Linked DNA regions of Homo sapiens: region 1 is linked to region 2. The links are chromatin contacts, found by Hi-C in ENCODE. All regions are on one chromosome and are shown on one strand. The core of a region is the stretch at or near the end of the contact, and the rest is flanking DNA. Distances in the headings are between cores, read along the strand shown. Region 1 holds the start of ETFDH (electron transfer flavoprotein dehydrogenase). Region 2 holds the start of CTSO (cathepsin O).

Region 1 (4,216 bases), core at 1,510-4,009, 2.7 Mb after region 2:
GTGTGGTACATGTACAAAATATGACATAAGAAGTATGAATTATTGCAGTCATTATTAAACAACGAAGTATGCCAAATCAGTCATCAGGTTTCAAAGAATCATAGCCTTCTTTCAAGAGGTCCCGCCACGTTTTAAGGAAACGTGCATTTTCTGTACATTTGAAGGCAAGTTCTTCCACTTGAGCTGATACTGCAGATGTGGCTTCAAGAAGTTTGGTTAATGAAAAGGCTGCCTAAAAAAAAAAAGTCAAACATAATTTTATTTTTAAAATTCTCATCTCATTTTATAAGCAGGCTGAAAATAGCTTAAGGCTTTGAATCCAATGCCCATGTTATTTTCTTTCAAAGTAATCAGTTTTCAAACTACAGCACTGGCTCTTTCACGGAACCTAAGAAATTCTTTAATATTGAGTAGACTTTGAAGAAACAGGTCTGCTAGAAAAATATCCATTATGTCTGAGATATGACAAATCAGTATAGTTGTTTTCTTTTTTTTTTTTTTTTTTTGAGACGGAGTTTCGCTCGTTTCCCAGGCTGGAGTGCAATGGCGCGATCTTGGTTCACTGCAACCTCCGCCTCCCGGGTTCAAGTGATTCTCCTGCCTCAGCCTCCTTAGTAGCTGGGATTACAGTCATGCGCCACCACGCACAGCTAATTTTGTATTTTTAGTAGAAACAGGGTTTCTCCATGTTGGTCACGCTGGTCTCGAACTCCTGACCTCAGGTGATCCGCCTGCCTCAGCCTCCCAAAGTGCTGGGATTACAGGCGTGAGCCACCGTGCTTGGCCCAGGATTGCTGTTTTCTATGAAAATACACTAGAGTCTCAGCTCAACAAGATGACTTGGACCCCTTGACACTAAGCGCCAGATATATCTGAGAGATTTCATCATAAATAATTCTTACTGCTATTTGGGTAACATGGGCATTGACCTGTGAACACTTTAAACAATGAAAATGTATAGATCAAAGAACAGAAACTCTGAGCTCTGACAAATAACATTAAAAAATCACACACAAATGCAGAAAACACTCAGCTCCTGGTGGAAAATTCACTTTTCAGCCAAACGTTTTCTTCACCAATGATATAAAATAAAACAGTGTTCCTCAATAACACATTAGCACTTCATTCTACATATTTACTTGCAATCAGTTTGTTCTGCAAAAATAAAAGCTGGTTAAGCACTCTAGTCATCCTTAAAAAAAAATACTTGCGGAGCAATGAGATAATCTAGTTCATCCCCTAGTTTCCAATCTGCAGGAAAGGTCAGGCCACAGAACTCTCCCAGGTTACACTCTACATACCTCATTCCACTTGACCCACTCAAGAGAACATAAAACTCCCCTTCCCTGTCTTCTCCCCTCCAGTGGTGTGTGAGTTACGGTTGGGAGGTGGGGTGCTAGTTTCTGGGGATTCGAGATTTAACAGAAACTATCCTAAGTATGCATTCTAGCAATCATACAAAGGGAGGAGTCCTGAACTAAACCGTCAAAGAAGCCAATCCACGTGACCTAAACCCTTCAAGCTGGGTCCAGCGCTAAGCAGGCCTGGGGCAGACAATGGCATTATCAGCTGTCCCTGGGCAGGTGGCCAACTAGAACAGCAGGCTCTAAGTCCCATGGAAAGAAATCACAGCCTGATCTCAAGTACCCACAGAAAGCCAGCAAACTCATGCAGTGAAAACTATTCTCCGAAACCCATGCAATGAAAACTATTCTCCGATGGGAAAGGAGGAGGCAGAGAGCCAGCAACAGGCAGCGCAGAGCTGCGTGGCTTCGGGTTACTGCGGATGATTGAAACCAGAAGGCGAGACAAAAAGAAACCAGTGAGGGGTGGGGCGGGTGGAAGGAAAACCCCTTAAGACTCCTCACCACTAAATCTAAAGGGGGAACCCTCAGAGAGGGGTGGCACTTTAGCTGCTGGCATCCCCCCCGCTTCCCGCCCGCACGCTCTGGGGCGCAGAAGGGCCGGTCGTCCCGGGTCATGGGGGTTGGGGGACCGATTCCCTAGCCTCGCGAGCCCCGCCGCCGCCGGTCTTCCCAGAGGCGCCGAGGGGGGACGCGGTCCCGACACCACACTCACGTCTCCGATCTGCAGCTCCACTTCCTCCAGCTGGTCCACCGTTGGGCCGCTGCTCCTGCTCGGAACTGGCCAGCCCAAACTCACTGGGCCGCCCGGGGAAGATGCTGCAGAGGCGTCTGAAGAGGAGGGAGAAGAGGGAGGCGGCGGGGGCGGCGAAGAAACCTGCAACTCCTCAGGGTCGGCCATGGGGAAGGGTTGGGACCGCGGAATCCGACCCGAGAAGCCGAACCGACACCAACTGTCTTTTAACCACTCGCGCCCAAAGCCGAAAGGCCCCGCCTCCTAACGCCAGAAATCCCGCCCAGTCTCCTCGTGGGTCTCAGCCCCGGACCACAAAGACGTTTCATTTTTCGGGACAGCCAATCATATGAGTCAATTCACCTTAGGCAACTCACGGCTCCTGCGCGAGCCTCCAATCGATCTCGAAGGGCACTCGTAGAGAAAACTACACCTCCCAGGAAGCCGTGTGCGTCGCCCCGCCTTCTACTGCCTTTCACTGCGCGTGCGTCGTGCTGTGGGATTCGCGGACCCCTCTGGCCGCGCTGTGGCTGTTTCACCGCTCCCCGGCTGGGACTTGGAGTCCCTTATCTTTCCCTGGTTTGGTACATGACCCGGAAGCCTCGGCTGGCCGTTGCGTCATCCATGGCGCCGGCGCAGAGCGAGAAGGAGGTGGGAACGCCGTGAAGCAAGAGCGGTCGGCAGAGCGGGGAGGCGAACTGCAGCAGAGTTCTTGCTTTCCGGCAGGTGATGGCGCCCCCCGCGGCCTAGAGGTCCAGCGCCCGCCGCGAGCAGCGGACAGTCCTCCTGTTGTGTCCGACCGAGAGTCCTGGTGACTTTGAACATGCTGGTGCCGCTAGCCAAGCTGTCCTGCCTGGGTGAGAGGAAACGGGCGGTGGGGATAAGTGGAGGAGTTAGGGCAAAAGGGACAAGGCCGGTCCTGGGGGCTGTAGGCACCTCTCGCCCCTTCTCTCATCAGCTTTCTCAGGCTATCTAGGGCAAAGGTCACGCGCTGTCAGCCTGTTGGGGGACCCTGGCTTCCTCCCTCTGGGGTTGCCCCAGTTGGTAGAATTAATATCTAGGCTAAAGGTCAAGGGCGGGGAAAACTTGTCAACACGCCCTCGGCATCACCACCACCTGTCAACACACACACACCTCGGTGGACTCCTGAACTGAGGCTTCCCAAATCCTGGTTCTAATCTTCAAACCTCTGTTGGAAATGGAAAAAAAAAAATCGTATTTGCCCAGTTTTTCTCCCTGGTCCTGACCTGACTTTCGTCTTCGGAGCCATTCTAGTTCAGTCTAAAGAAATTGAAGTCTGATCTGTCACATCATGGTTAACATTCATATGTTGACCAAGTCACCCAAGTGTATCTGGAGCCAGTTTTTCTGCGTTGTCTAAAATTAAGGGCTGGGCGTGGTGGCTCAAGCCTGTAATCCCAGCACTCTGGGAGGCTGAGGCGGATGGATCACCTGAGGTCAGGAGTTCAAGACCAGCCTGGCCAACATTGTGAAACCCCATCTCTACTAAAAATACAAAAATTAGCTGGGCGTTGTGGCCCACTCCTGTAATCCCAGCTACTCAGGAGGCTTAGGTAGGAGAATCACTTGAACCCGGAGGTGGAGGTTGCAGTGAGCTGAGATCGCACCACTGCACTCCAGCCTAGGTGAAAGAGCCAGACTCCGTCTCAAAAAAAAATTAAATTAAATTAACTCTAAGGGCTTTATCGTGTTATGGGTATTCTGTGAACCATCGTGACAGATGAAGTTGGATGGTCTTTTTAAAGTTTTACTTAAATTTTTGTTGTTGTCGTTAATTCAAACAGAAAAGTTCCCTAAAGGATCTCATATTCTGTCATAACTGGCTTAATTTTTTTAAATCTTTAGTTTACTTAAGTTTTGGTGATAGAATCATTAAGTCTAAATATTCCAAATTCAAGGATATTCTTATGAAATTTCATGAAAGTAGAATTTTGTTAAATTTGGCTTCCATATATTAAGAAATTAGAACTTTGTTTAAATTTCATGTCACCCATGCATTTTTTGCTGCACTTAATGTATGGATAAGATGGTGTTTGGAACGTTAAAGTAGTCAGATGCTATCTGCCTTAGAGCCTAATTTAGATGCAATCAGCCTTGG
Region 2 (4,000 bases), core at 107-2,606:
ACCAGGAAAACGAACGTAAGTTGAGGATAGGGGTAGAATACAGGCCAGAATTTTGTTCTTGAAAGAGTAAGAGGACTTCTGGTTTTGAAAGCTAGAACTGAACTCAAGAATAATAAAGTGGAGATAACAGTACACATCTCGGTTTGGACAAAACGTAAGAGTGGACAGAATCAGGGAAGGCTGGCCTTCCTAAACATTGGAGCTTTCCAGGAGAGTCGGGGGAAAAGAGCACAGCTATGAAATCCTGTGAGAAATTCCAACAAACACCAGGAAAAAAGATACACTTCCTTGAGCAATATTACTCAACTCAGACTTATGTTTGATTCAGAATGAAAGAATTTTCTTTTCCAATAAATTAAATCATGATAATGGCATCTTTCATGAATTTAAAAATGTGTTAAATAGTATCAGCTATCTAGAACATAGTGAGGCGAACACTAAATCGGCATCCCTTGCAGTTTCCTTGGTTTCAGGAAAATCATTATTTGTGCTCAGCTAACTGGTCCCTTCCAGAGTTTTCATGCTAGACTCAAATCTAAGTATTTATTATAAATATTATAAAATATAAATTATATTATATTTCGTATAATAATATGAAAAGGAAATTAAATGCTTCTCTTTTCTTCAACTCAGTCTCCGCCAAGGCAGGAAGAACTTTTAAAGTGGTGCGTTAGTTTAAGGAGAATCATAAACCATCAGGATTCTTTAATCTGGCTAAAGACAGGCTCTTTGTTTCTAACTTCTGATCACTAGCGCCCTCCTCGGGAAAAAAAAACACGACAGGTTTCTTCCACCAACAGGCTGCTCCCTGTTTCTGGTTCTCATAAAAGAGAAATAGAAGAGCTTTGGAAGCCAGTGGCAACGATAGAGGGGATTGCTAAAAGGGGGTGCTTCTTCCCACCAAGGACACTTTGGACGTATCTATGGATTTATTTGGGTGCGTCCCAAAAATCCATAGCGACAAATCTCTTCTGGAAAATCAAGTCTTTTGGTTAGCAAAGGCATGGGGGAGTGACACCATGGCACAAGGAGAGGGGAGAGAGAAGCTGGCTTTTGCACCCGCAGCTCAGGGCCCCAGACGCATCGCAGAGCCACGGGTGCCCACGAGCAGGGTCAGCTCTCGGGGGCCCTCTTCCGCAGCCCAGACCCGGGACAGGAAGTGAGGGAGCAGGGACAGATCCCGGGGAGGCGCGCGCTCGGTACCCGGAAGGCGGCGGCTTCACGCTCGCGGCTCCGCGGCCAGGTCGGGGTGAAGGGGGCGCGGGAGTCCGCATCGCCGCCGCCCCGGCACAGCAGCCACAGCAGCCACGGCAGCCACGGCAGCGCCCGCACGTCCATTGCGGCGCCCGGCTCCTCTGCCGCCCGCGCGGCCTGTTTTCTCTTTCGGTTCCTCGGCTCCTCCCAGCCTGGGCTCGAGGGGCGGAAGGAGCTGGGTTGAGTGCACGATGCTGAGATTGACCCTTTTTTAGGTCCCCGGTGTTCTGTGACTGAAAATCCGGTCAGCTGGAGGCTACGGACCTCCTTGCTGAGGCTAGTTTTTTTGTTTTTGTTTTTGTTTTGGAAGAGTCAGGCACTTGACCATGTGCTTTCGAGGTTTCACTTCCATCCATTAGAAAAAAAGAAGCCTGAGAGTCATTCTTTTGTGTGTGTTGAGATCAGGTCTCACTGCAGCCTCGACCTTCAGGTTCAAGTGCCTCCTGCCTCAGCCTCCGGAGTACCTGGGACTACAGGCGCGTGCCACCACCCCAGGCTATTTTTGTATTTTTAGTAGAGATAGGATCTTGCCATATTGCCCAGGCCGGTCTCGAACTCCTGGACTCTAGTGATCCACCCGCCTTGGCCTCCCAAAATGCTCACAGGTGTGAGCCACCTGGCCTGCCCTGTGAGCCACCGGAAGCTGCCTTTTTCCTTCTTGCCACAATCCCTAAGTTCAAGACCTAGTTCTGAAGTGATGTGGGCCAATACATAGAGTCATCCATTCAGCAGATGTTTATAAATACGTAACAAAATTGTACAGATGTGAAAAGCATACACAGTTTTTGGATCTATTATGGCAGTTTCAAAACTCTTGAAGCCTGTTTCTCCGTTTGCAAAGGAAGATAGAGCCAAGTACATAATTTGCAGGGTTCCGTGTAAACTGAAAATGAAGTTCCCTTGTTCATAAATTGTGAAGAATTTCAAGACGGCAACAGCAGAGCATTAACCCAAGCCATGGGCCTTCTAAGCACCCACTTCTGCACAGGTCACACACTCATGAACCTGGCTCTACCGAGCCTTTCTATTATCATCTATTCTGAACAAGGCTTCCATGTCTGTGAAATTCATATCATTACCCTTGTAGATTTTTAGAACTAACATCAGATTTATGTCTTTAGTTTTTACCTAGGTGCAGTGAGTTACAATATTCTCCAATGCAAACTTCGTAATAAAAATAAAAATAATGTTCCGAGTATTAAGAGGAAAGACACAAGAGTTTTTTATGTACGTTCATGATAAGATATATTGCTCTTGGCAAGTGTGGTGATAAAGATTTTATTTAAATCATAAGTTCACAGAACGATGTTCATGTTTACCTCAGCAGTTCTTTTGTACTTAGCCCTTTTTTGTGACTCATACAAGCACATACTTTTCTTTTTAAACTGAACTTTGCTTTCAGATCATAGTCCCTGTTTATTGACAACCTACGGAGTCAGGAAATTTAAATATAGGCAGTCATCTTTACTTTAGGATAATTGGTATTGTAAAAAAGCCCCTTGAACTAAACTCATTTCAGGAGCTCACATCAAGTATTTATTGAGTACCTGCTAAGTGTCAGGCATTCTTCTAGGTAATGAGGATATATCAAGTAAGTGGATAAGTGACTAAAGGGATGAAAATCCCCATCCCTATGGGACTGATATTTCAATTGATTTACATCAACAAATATTTTATTGAGTACTTCCTAAGTGTCAGGCATTGTTCTAGGTCATCAGGACACATCATGGATGGAAGTGCATAAGTGACTGAAGAGATGAAAAGCCCCACCCTGTTGAAGCTGGTATTTCAGTGAGGGGGAGAGACGCAATAAAATTACTACAGGTTGAGGATCCCTTATCCACAATGCCTGGGTCTGGAAGTGTTTCAGATTTCAGATTTTTTCCCCCCAGATTTTGGAATATTTGCATATACATAATGAGATCTCTTGGGGATGAGACCCAAGTCTAAACACAAAATTCATTTGTGTTTCACTTATGCTACTGACTGAAGGTAATCTTACTGACTATTTTAGGTAATTTTATGCATAAAACAAGGCTTTGAATGCATTTTGACTATGACCCACCACATGAAGTCAGGTGTGAAATTTTCTAGGTGTGGCATGATGTCAGTACTCAATAAGTTTTAGATTTTGGAGTATTTTGGGTGTTTGGATTAGAGATGCTCAACTTGTACATGTGTTAAAGGACAATAAATCCAGATAAGGAGCATCATCAGTGTGAGGGGTGGTACTGCTATTTTAAATAAGCTGTTCAATACTGTCCTCACTGATGAGGAGAGTTTTGAGCAAAGATTTGAAGGAGAAGAAAGTGAGCCACATGGATATTCAGATATCCAGGGAAAGAGAAGCTAAGACAGAAAGAACTGTCAACACAAAGGCCTTGAGATGGAAGTTTGCTTGGCACGTTCCAGAAACATAAAAGACGTCAGCATGGATGGAGTAAAGGAAAAAAAAAAGGATGGGGGAGAGTAGAATATGAGATAAGTAAGAAGCGCACAGATTGTGAAGAATTTTGGGTCAGTTAAAAGGGAGATCAGAATCATCTATTAAGTAGTAAAACAAAGTTTTTGAAAAGTGGCTTGAAAAGTGAAGGTGGCAAGTATCTGCTAATTCTTAGAATAAACACTACAAATTACATGTATATGTAGAGATGTGTTTTTTTCATCAAATTTGCAAAATAGCACATGGAACTTCCCTCAACTCTGTATTAGATATCTATTGCCATGTAAAATATAACCCTCAAAC

The links. A loop is a pair of places that touch in the nucleus more often than their neighbours do. Pooled maps may share reads with other maps.
Region 1: a pooled map shows a loop between it and region 2 (25-fold over the local background). The contact joins the promoter of ETFDH here to the promoter of CTSO in region 2. A Hi-C loop is called at or near these places in 2 of 37 single-sample maps with no recorded cell type and 12 of 50 pooled maps.

Annotation. Positions count from the first base shown.
Region 1 is chr4:158,669,537-158,673,752 of GRCh38, forward strand. ETFDH (electron transfer flavoprotein dehydrogenase) reads left to right here and starts at 2,760. Exons shown (of 13, transcript NM_004453.4): 1 at 2,760-2,954. The coding sequence starts at 2,921. C4orf46 (chromosome 4 open reading frame 46) reads right to left here and starts at 2,351. Exons shown (of 2, transcript NM_001008393.4): 1 at 2,080-2,351; 2 at 1-232. The coding sequence starts at 2,265. The coding sequence ends at 77. RefSeq lists enhancers at 1,330-1,966, 1,967-2,603, 2,446-3,005, 2,607-3,108 and a silencer at 1,956-2,025.
Region 2 is chr4:155,952,510-155,956,509 of GRCh38, forward strand. CTSO (cathepsin O) reads right to left here and starts at 1,357. Exons shown (of 8, transcript NM_001334.3): 1 at 1,204-1,357. The coding sequence starts at 1,338. RefSeq lists an enhancer at 2,468-2,762.